Regions from separate parts of the Mus musculus genome. Here region 1 is linked to region 2. A link is a loop called in an ENCODE intact Hi-C map of the cell type or tissue named here. Cell type or tissue: heart. All regions are shown on one strand. Links, peaks and the distances in the headings refer to the core of each region. The heading gives the core; the rest is flanking DNA. Region 1 holds the start of Ubl7 (ubiquitin-like 7 (bone marrow stromal cell-derived)). Region 2 holds the start of Clk3 (CDC-like kinase 3).

What was found. Hi-C counts contacts between places; a loop is a spot of excess contacts. Peaks named below come from ENCODE experiments on the same cell type or tissue, not always from the same donor. Only the 100,000 strongest peaks of a DNase experiment are listed, where the experiment ranks them.
Region 1: it touches region 2 in a loop (6-fold over the local background); 10 of 42 quality-filtered maps call a loop at or near these places.

The regions. Positions count from the first base shown.
Region 1 is chr9:57,907,665-57,913,032 of GRCm38, forward strand. It overlaps Ubl7 (ubiquitin-like 7 (bone marrow stromal cell-derived)), which reads left to right and starts at 3,322. Exons shown (of 11, transcript NM_001122873.1): 1 at 3,322-3,395; 2 at 4,974-5,186. The coding sequence starts at 5,003. In heart, for the core only: a CTCF peak has its summit at 3,327; a DNase peak (open chromatin) is centred at 3,297; H3K4me3 peaks cover 2,102 bases; H3K27ac peaks cover 1,633 bases.
Region 2 is chr9:57,763,199-57,768,566 of GRCm38, forward strand. Clk3 (CDC-like kinase 3) reads right to left here and starts at 1,916. Exons shown (of 13, transcript NM_007713.5): 1 at 1,876-1,916. Gm32510 (a long non-coding RNA gene) reads left to right here and starts at 4,252. Exons shown (of 3, transcript XR_870786.2): 1 at 4,252-4,342; 2 at 4,659-4,805. In heart, for the core only: CTCF peaks have their summits at 1,486, 2,326 and 2,526; DNase peaks (open chromatin) are centred at 1,163, 1,973, 2,773 and 3,863; H3K4me3 peaks cover 3,962 bases; H3K27ac peaks cover 4,485 bases.

The sequences.
Region 1 (5,368 bases), core at 258-5,257, 140 kb after region 2:
CCCCTGTGTGACAAGGCTCTTCCCTTAAAATGTGAAACCTCAAGCCTGCATTTTGCATAAGTTTGAGGTCAAACCTTCCTAATACCTTCCAGGGATAGGCACAGTTTGTCCCATTGATCTTGACAAATCCAGTCCACTGGGACAGCACTAGCAACACCCATATCATTGAAAGAAGTGCCACAAACAAAAATATTCATAGAAATAATGGACTGTTTAAAAAAAGAGAGAGCGGGGCTGGAGAGATGGCTCAGCGGTTAAGAGCCACTGACTGTACTTCTAAAGGTCCTGAGTTCAATTCCCAGCAACCACATGGTAGCTCACAACTATCTGTAATGAGATCTGATGTTCTCTTCTGGTGTGTCTGAAGAGAGTGACAGTGTACTCATATACATAAATAATTTTTTGTAAAGAGCAGAAAAATCCATCTTCTCAAAAAAGAAAGAACACTCAAAAAAGTGCTCTTAACCACTGCCTCGTTTCTCCAGCTCCACCATTTGTGTCTGCAGTAGGAGCTGTTACAGATGAGTTTCATTTACTTTCTTGTGAGACTCAGAAATCCTCATATTTGTATAAGGTTTGTTAAACACCATTTTAAAAGTGTTGAGCTGGGTAAAGGCACTTGCTTTCTACAAAAGCTTGACTACCTGAATTTTAGATTTCCAGAACCCACAGGAAAGGCAGAGAGGCAGTAGTGTGATCCCAGCACACCCCTGCCAGGGGATGGGAAGCTCAAACAGGAGACTGTACAGAAGCTCTGGGGCCATCTAGCCTGCTTTACATGGCATTGAAGAGAACCGATTCAAACAAGATGGAAACTCGAGGGTCAATCCCAGGAGGCAGTCACCTGACTCTACACTTTTATCATGGCACACACCCACCTACACCCATTGCCGTGGCATTCATGCACTCCCCCAGAATACTACTAATAAAAATTTAAATGTCCATTCTTACAATTTGTTTCTCAATAGAATTCTTGATTAGACCAAATGATCTCTTGAACATTTAGTGAATGCTCATCAGCACGTTCTTAGAGCTGACAAGGATATCAGTGTTTCCAAATAAGAACTGGCTGAAGGACCTGGTTTTGGCCTCTTTCCTTCTTGCCAGACGTCTAACTTTGTCTTGTGTCCAGGCTTCTTTTTCTAGGCCCTGACCTTTGCTTGGGAGCACGGTACTTACTCGCTAACTGGGTTTACACAGAACCTGTTTGGTTGATTCCTTCATTAATTTGCCCATTTGCAACATCATCAATTGAAATCTCCTCTCTCCTCTCTGGAGAACAAAAGGCATACAATAAGACAGTCATATTTGATAAATAGCTTTGGCCTGGATCATTCATTCAAGACATTCCTTTTTTTTTAAAGATTTATTTTATTTATTGTATGTAAATACACTGTAGCTGTCTTCAGACACCAGAAGAGGGAATCCGGTCTTGTTACGGATGGTTATGAGCCACCATGTGGTTGCTGGAATTTGAACTCAGGACCTCCAGAAGAACAGTCACTGCTCTTAGCCGCTGAGCTCTCTCCAGCCCCCATTCAAGACATTCTTATTGCTAACCTGCTATGTTTCAGGTAAAGATCAACAGTGGAAGGTAAGCAAGGCAGTTAAGGGCCATTTTTTCATGAAAATTATGATGACAACAAACAAAAGAATCTCCTGAGCATTCAGCTCCATTTTGAGAACACAAAAAGAGACAGAATTTCTGACATCTCCGGCAAACAGTTAAGACACAGTACTAAACAAAATTTAATGAAATAAAGTGTGTTTAAGTGTCAGTACTTTAGTAGATAGAAAATTGGTTAAGAGGATGGCCACTTAATTCCTGAAAGAGGGGCTGTATTTAAAAATGGACAGGATAGGGAAGAAGGACTTTGGGCACCGTGAAACTCTCTAGCAGCATGCATATTTTATAAGACCAGGAGGGTTAATTATGTATGTGTAGTTTGCTTTTTCTCTGTTAAGCTATTGTACTCAGTTACTACCCGAGTTCTGTCCTAGAGTGGACTGTACAAGAATACAACTTTTGTTTTGTTTTGTTTTTCGAGACAGGGTTTCTCTGTGTAGCCCTGGCTGTCCTGGAACTCACTATGTAGACCAGGCTGGCCTCAAACTCAGAAATCTGCCTGACTCTGCCTCCTGAGTGCTGGGCTTAAAGGCGTGCGCCACCACGCCCGGCAAGAATACAACTTTTACACTTGTGTACACAGTAGCTATTATGAACTTTTTTTAAAAAAAAGATTTATTTATGTATTTTATACACTGTCACTGTCTTCAGACACACCAGAAGAGGGCACCGGATCCCATTATAGATGGCTGTGAGTCACCACTTGGTTGCTGGAAATTGAACTCAGGACCTCTGGAAGAGCACTCAGTGCTCTTAACTGCTGAGCCTTCTCTCCAGCCTGAACTTTATCTTTTAAAATTACATTTTTTTATTAGTGTGTGTGTGTGGTCAGTTTTGGGGAGTCAGTTCAATCCTTTCACCATTTGTTCCCGGGGAGGTCCTCAGGTTTGAATGCAAGTGCTTTTACCTGCTGAGCCATCTCACCCGTCCCTCAGCTTCACAGTTTTAAAGTTGGTTGTTTTTGGTTATTGTTTTCCTTAATTGTGGAACTTTCTGAGAAAAATCACTTCTCTCTTGAGTTTAGCTAACTCTAACTTTTGTGTAAACTCAATCCAATTTGATTGTGCATTAGTTTCTCAGCCATCTAAAACAGGCAGTGTCTCCACGAAAGTTCAGTGGAAATTCCCCTCCCCAAACTGATTCTACGAATGACTGTGTTATAAACCCCATTGTTGCATGTTCGCGGTGGGCCAGAAACCCGACTTAATCACTCCCCTTACGGACTCAACTTTTAGCGCCCTGGTGCGCTGCCACAAGGCAGGTTTCCTGGGAGAAAGGAGCAAGAAGCACAAGAGGCTGGCTACGTGGGAGAACTGCGTCTTCATCGGAAGGGCCGCGGGGCGCCTGTCCACTTAGGAACCCGTCCCCCTCGGAGAAGGCTCGCCCTCCGGCCTAGGACTCCTCCAAACCCGGGACAACCAACAGGCTTCACATATATCCCTGGAGAGCGCGGGAATCATCGGGCTATTGGCTGCTTTCGAAAATTCCACACTGAGTCTCCCTACCTCAGGTGGTGGTACAATTGTGTCTGACAGAAAGCTACAACCTACTGGCTTCTAGGACCTCAAACTGCTCGTGCTCGCACTCACGCCTCCTAGGACCCGGAAGCATTGCCACTAGCTGCTGGACGGCCATTTATAAGGGGCTGGGTCTCAGTGAAAACTATAGTCCCCAGAATGCAGCGCGGAGCTTCCGGTTTCCGGCAAGAGGACCAGAGTGAGTGTTTACACCGGCGGCTCGCTGCGGCCGGGTTCCTTCCGCGGGACGGGTGAGGGCGCTGGGCCCCCTCCCTGGGCGCGCGGGGCTCTCGTGGGTCCGGAGTAGCTAACTGGTCCCACGAGAGAGGTGGGGTTGTCAACATTGTCCCTACTCACGACTAGGTATCTGTGACCTTGGGCCAAGAGACTTCAGCTTTCTGAGTCTTTATTCCTGATCTGTAAAATAAGGACAATGATGCCAGTTTCAGGAGACAGTTGTGAGGATTGAAATCGGTATACAAAAACCTCCTTTCTCGCTTTAAACCTAAAGGTGGATAGTACCTTGAAGTCCGCTGGGTCGCACCACAGTTTTTTCTTAGCCTTGTCTTTACTGCAAGAGACCTCTTTGGCAGAAATAGTGTCTGTAACAAGGACTGGTCTTGCGGTACAAGGCTCTTGCACCCTTTGAATTTTTAGATTTATTTTGTGGGCATTCATATATGTCAGGCTGGGGACTGTGTTAGAAAAGCTCTAGTCTTGGCTTTCAAGAATGGGGGGGGTTTCACAAATATGAGGGACGCAATGAGAAGTTGAGAAGTAAATAAGTTGTACAAGGGAAAAAGCAGCAAAGAGAAGGTAGCTTTCTAAGTCTGGCATCTGGTAATGAAGCTGGCTGACTTGTCCTCAAATCTATTGATTTGTGTTGCTCTTTTGCCTTGAGGGAACAGGGAATGTGTGACCAAGAAGAGAGCATGGAACCGATGTGTTTGTGTGGGTCTTGGTAGGAGTTTGCTAAGAGGCCAAAAAGGGAAGAGAACTTATATGCAAAGACAGGAGGTGAGCAGAGTTACATATAGGGGACAACTTTGTTATGAAGTATACTTACGTGTGTTGTTATAAAGGGGCAGGGCTGGGTCTATTGAAGAAAGCTGGTAGGCGTCAGAATAAATGGGTTTGTAATCTGGCTGTGGAGTTAACACCCACCTGTTCATAGAAGTGCTTTGGGATTAATGGGGGCCTTCTAAGCAGTTAAGTTTGTTAGATCTGTGTTTTAACAATAAGACATTGGGTGGTGCTATAGATCTCTGATAAGGGCAGGCAAGAGAGACAAGGGCCCTCCTTAAAGTGTTGTTATAGCTAAATCAAAAGCTGGAGAAGAAAACCAGAAATGAGTGTGTAGAAGGGAGAGGGTTGGGTGATCTTGCTTGAACCTCACAACATTCCTATCCAACTGATTGGCCTTTTGTGTTTACTTTTTTTTTTTTTTTCTTTTGTTTTTTTGAGACAGGGTTTCTCTGTGTAGCCCTGGCTGTCCTGGAACTCACTTTGTAGATCAGGCTGGCCTTGAACTCAGAAATCCTCCTGCCTCTGCCTCCCAAGTGCTGGGATTAAAGGCGTGTGCCACCAATGCCCGGCTTTTGTGTTTACTTTAAAGGTGAAGAAACTGAGGCATAAGAGAAATCCCTTGTAGTCCACCAGAGAAAGAATTAAGGGAGGGACACTAGGTTCTAGTTCTAGCCTCTTAGTGCTACACCTATGTTTCTCTAGCAGTAGTACACTGAAATGATCTTTCCTTTATTCTTGTTGCAGGGAGAGATGAGTAGGGAGGTGGGTTGACTTTTAACCGTTAATGCCTTATTGTTTTACAGGGAGAAAGAGAGAGCGCGAAAGAGAGAGGATGTCTCTCTCAGACTGGCATCTGGCAGTGAAGCTGGCTGACCAGCCACTTGCTCCAAAATCTATTCTTCAGTTGCCAGAGACAGAACTGGGAGAATATTCCCTAGGGGGCTATAGCATTTCATTTCTGAAGCAGCTTATTGCTGGCAAGCTCCAGGAATCTGTTCCAGACCCGGAGCTGATCGGTGAGTCTTCATTGGCAGGAGCTGGGTTGCTGCTCTTGCCCCTGGGACAGGAGGTAAAAGGGCTTGTTGCCTCCTTCCAGAGTAAGTTTTACATGAGTGAAAACATAAAACATGACAAAACTGTTGTTTGTCACTTTAGTCTCATGTTACACTGAACTACGTTATTATTTAAGACTCTTCAT
Region 2 (5,368 bases), core at 96-5,095:
GTCTCACCAACTGACCCAAAAGACAACCTACTGGCCAGGCATACATCTTCCCAAAAGGCAAAGTGGTCCTGCCCATCCTCACCAGGCAGACAGAGCACCCTAAGCATCCTATCTGGAGGATGTTGTAATGCGGTCTAATCTACAGCAGACCAAAATTTTCCTTCTGGGACCTAAGTGGATTTCTATGACCACATATGTCTACTTGAGTGGAAAGTCACAGCCTCAGAGTCGAATGCCAACCTGCTCCACAGCAATACCACTTCACTGTTGCCTTTAGGCAAGTTATTAAACCACTTTAAGCTTCAGCCTCCTCTTGAAACAAGGGAACAATAATCTCTTACAGGCTCCATAGGAATTAAATGTCTGCCCTATAAAGTCAAAAGCCTAGCACAGGTTTGGGCCACAAGAAGTACTAAAGACAGCCTTTCATTAGCACTGAGAAGGTTCCGGCTAACACTCAGGGCTATGTTGAATGCCTTAATTTATAATTCCTTCCAAGGGACCGGGTAGGAAGTTTTGGCAGGAAACCTTGAACTCGATCCCAGTGTTGCCACTTACTGGCCCTGTGGCCTTATACAAGTCACTCTAGACCTAAATTGTCATGCCTGAAAAATGAAGATAACACCTCTCATACTGGCAAAGATGGCCCAATATTTTGGCCATGAAGTACCACACATAGGCAGTAATGGAGATAATCTCCCTTGCAACGCATCCCAGGCAGGTGAAAAATGGGAGCTACCAGGTGGCCCATGTCCTCCTCCCAGCCAGGTCGTTTGAGCCTATTTCTCACAAATTCTCCGATTCCATGAGTCCTCGGCAAAGAAGCTTTTTAAAACGTAAAGGCCACAATTATGCTTTGGGAGGCTCTGCTCTGAACAATGAAGAAAAAGGCAATGTGACCAATGAGACCAAGTTACTGGATGCCAATTTTTCTATGAGCACAGGCCTCTCTGGCTTCTCATTTGCTGTTCCTGGCTAGAGAACCGGGCTAACAAGAAGAGCAGCCAGCCAGGTCAGCGGCTGCCCTCCCGGATTCCTGCCACCCAAGCGACCCATGGTTATTTTTGGCTGGCAGTGCCCCACCACTGCAACCTCAAACCTGCCACCTCGCAATCTGCGGCTGCCACCGGGCAAAAACGCTCCTCCTTTTCAAGGGCACGGAGGAGGGAAACTGGAAGGCCGCCAACTCCGCCTTGATGGGGGCTAGACTCTGGCAATTCCCACCCAAGCATCAGGGCACCCGCACCCGGAACTAAAGCATAGAGGCTCCCGACCGGACCGAGGAGCAGCCTGGACATTTGTACTCCTGGCTTGGTCTGGCCCATTCTCCGGGATGGAGCGGTTCCATCATAACAAAACACGGAGGGGGCCGGCGGCCCGCACTCGAGTCCCTTCCTTCTGCCCGAATCCCAGGGATCTCAGAGCCCCGTTCCCCGTAACCGCCAAGGGAAGACCCGGCGACCAAAGGGATGGCCAGCCTGGGCCAGAATCAAACTCCAGGCGGCGCGCGAAGGAGATCTGCGGGCTAAGCCTCGAGCTCGGGGCAGGGAAAGCCTTTCCAGGATAGCCTAGGTCGGACGCGACCCAGCCAGCGGGCCGGCGCGGGACCCAAAGGGAAGCCTCCCAGCCGGCTCCGAGGCCGCTGGAGCTCCGCCTCCAACACCGCGGGAACCAGAAAAGGGGTCTGCAGTGACCGCCCTCAGGGAGAGAAGCGGCGGGTCAGGGGTGAGAGGTCGGGACCGCGGCCTGACGTGGGCCGAAGAGGGAAATAGGTCCAAGCCGAGACCCGACCGGGTGGCACGGTACCCGTACCGGCGTGGCCGTCCCCACCGACTCACCCCAGCTGCCCGGCCACGGGCTCGGGCCCACACTCACCGTCTCCCAGGCTCCGGCTGCGGCTAGGCCCCACTCCCCACTCCGAGCGCCTCTTCCGCTTCCGGCTCTGGCCTCCGCCCGTGGCAGCACCGCCCCCTCGCGTGACGCAGCCGTCGGCGGCCCGGGCTCGACCCGGCCCAGAGGCCTGACCGCTCTAGCCCCGAACTCGCAGACTCTGGGGGACTGGCCTGCCCCGCCAGGGTCCGGGCGACATCGGTGGAGGTCTCTTCCCGGAGGTCCCGGGAGCAGCCTCGGGCCGCGGCCTGCCCCTCTCCGTGTGGTGCTGCACGTAGGCCCCCGAGGCCGCATCGGTGCGCGACCACGGTCTGAGGACGGCTCTGGGCCTAAAGGAGGAACCCACCGGACTGCCAGGCTGGGGCCGCTTCCCCGCCGCGGCCCAGCTGTGCTCGCCAGCCTCTTCCTGCGCGCGGAGAGGACCGGCATTGTTCTCCCGGGGCCCGGGAGGGCGCTAGAGACGAAGGCGGTCGGTGCGCCCGGGCAGAGGAAGGCGGGCGCGACTCCGCTTGCGCGCAAGAAGCAAACGACACATTCTGCTCTCGGCTTGTGCGGGTTTTTTGAAAGTCCTGGTGCCACGCCCCAGCTGGCTCGAGCGAGCAGTCTCCGGGAAGATCCCCGCGAGCCTCGGCGGTGGGGTCTGACGGAGAAATCGTCCCCTTCCCTTGAACACCTCAGAGCGTCTTGCTGTCAGTCTTGCTAGGAAACCCGCGCCACACAAAAGCCCCGAGCCGCGCCGCGCTCCCGCTCTGCCACTCGAGTCACTCAGCCCGTCCTTTCGCTGCGGCATCGGGCGTGAGGCACCCAGTCTAGACCCCTCCCACCTACTGTCCAACGCTTTGTCGTGGCAGGATCATGAGGTCTTATTTTTTTTTTTTTCAGAAGAGAATACAAGTCGCGGTCCTTTGGTTGGGCCTCGCTTTGACAGCGTCCCCGCCCCCGCGCGTCGCGCAGCCAAGCGGGCGGGTGCCGCGCCTAATTGCCCCACGCCACGCGAGGTCCGCGAGGCTGCGGCGGCCGGCCAGGGCGGGGCATAGCTTTAGGATCTTGCTGACTCAACGCGGACAGCCAGGGTTTCCCAGGTGTCCCCTCCCCGTACGGGATGCGCGCCCACCAGGTGCTGTGGCTCCCTAGGCCCCCCTGCAGTGATGAAACTGCCTTTAGAGAGCTTTGCCTCTGGTTCTGACGTAATGGCCCGGCATCTTCATCACCAACCAAGTAAAAGCGGTTGAGTTAAAAAGCTGGGTGATTATGTTTTGCAAACTCAAACTGACTCATAGTCACCTTCCAACCCCACAGACATTCAACAGCCATTTCAACTGCTTCTGCCCGAGTCCTGCCCCATTGGTTTCCAGCCTAGAAGCCAAAGATTGAAATATCCAGGCGTCAGAAGATGCAGCTCCCACCTGAGGCCAGGCCCACACTGATAGAATTTCCTTCGTTCACAGGTTTCTGTGGTGTCGTCACCTCCTACCAATGCTGCCCAGCCATGTTTCCATGGCTACGGGAAAATAGCATCCTCCAGTTTAAGGCCGACATCCTCAAAAAGTTCCCATCTCCTGCCCTACCCCAAGTGTCAGAAATGAGATAATTTAGACCGTCTTCCTGCCTACCATCCTAACAGGAAAAATCAGGGCCATCTGCCTACAGCCCCCACTCTCTCTACAGAGAGGACTTCTTGCTGACAGCTGATATAGGAGCTGTCTCCTAGCCCTGTCCTCTCCAGAGGCTGCAGCTTGGCCTTCCTCCTGGATGGTCTCCCATTAGACCTTCGTCCTCTTGTCTCTCTTCATAAAACCTAGCAGAAGAAAAGAACTGGTTCTGAAGTAAAGTTAGGTTGATGAACGTCTCCCGGCATACACATCTCATCTCTGTGGTACTCTGTTGAGAGGAACCTTGGAACCGCTCCTCCACCCCTTGCTCAGCCCTGCGCTCCCCCAGAAGGAGACTTGCTGCTTACCCACTGCTCCAAAGCACCAGCTTCCACCAGCCTGTGCCCTGGGCCTGTCAAGCCTTTTCTGTGTGCCTGGTCTGTAGCTTGACTCCAGGGCACCAAGGTGATGTCCCGTTCTGCTTGTACTCAACTCCTACAGCTTCTATTTCTCTCTACCTTTCTTTTCCCCTCCCAGGTTCGTGGGCCCCAGTGCTCTCTCTTCTGTCTGCCCTTGAATTCTCCTCTGCTATATCTAGCTTTGTCCTGCCTGGAATGAATTGATGTACATTTGAGCCTCAGCTCTAAAGTCACCTCCCTGGAAAGTATCTTGGGAGAGGTCAGGTTCTTCTCTGTGCTGTGATGCCACTCTCTTGGCTCTCACCCAATACTCTGCACTTGATCTTAGCCAAAAGGCCGAGAAGCGATCACCCAATACTCTGGAAGTTCAACACAGCTTTGCTTCCCAAATCGGGCAAGAAACACCCTAACTCTGGAAGTCTCGCTTCCTCTTGGGCCTAGGTAGGGTGGACTTGTGGATGTTATGCCAGAGTGTAGGATCAGTCCTCACAGCCTGTTTTAGAGTGAACTTGGGTGATGCTGATGTAGGAAGACAAGGAGGGGCTTTGGGCCTGGAGTGGAGAGAGTCAATCTGCTTAAAGGGGGAGGGGCCTGCTGGAAGGTGGTGCCAACCTAAGAGGGACAAAGTTCTGGGAATATAAGATATGTAGGTGAGCACGGGGTCCCCAATGGAGGAGTTAGAGAAAGGAATAAAGGAGCTGAAGGGGTTTGCAACCCCATAGGAAGAACAACAATATCAACCAACTATATCCCCCAGAGCTCCCAGGGACTAAGCCACCAACCAAAGAGGATCTTTGCTCCTGCTCCTTCGCCTGCTTGCTACGTGAGACTGAGTAACTGCTAGATCCTTGGACTTCCATTCACAGCTGCGACTGAACAATTGTTGGGAATTGAGCTGCCGACTGTAAGTCATCAATAAATTCCTTTACTATCTAGAGACTATCCATAAGTTCTGTGACTCTAGAGAACCCTGACTAATACAGAAGTGGTCCAATGTAGTCAACCTGCCACCAGGTTGCTGGCTGGTCACCTCGAGGAATGGTGCCATATCTGGGGCTCAGTGTTGGTTTCTGCTGTTGGCAGATCTGGCAATCAGCAGCAGCTGTAGCCAGGTCAGCCTTGGTGAGTGGAAGCCCATGTTGCTGAGCCCAAGCATAACCTCCATCTCGACCACCATGGCCACTTTGTTCATGTGCCCATTGAGCAATGACAGGGATGGCTGGGGAGAGAGGCTGATTGTCCACAGAACGGGTCATCTTATCCACTTGATTATTGAACTCCTCCTCAGCTGAAGTCACCTTTTGGTGAGCATTTACATGGGACACAAATATCTTCACATCCTTTGCCCATTTGGAGAGATCTATCCACATACTTCTTCCCCAGATGTCTTTCTCACCAATTTTCCAATTGTGATCTTTCCAAGTCCCTGACCATCCAGCCAATCCATTGGCTACAGCCCATGAGTCA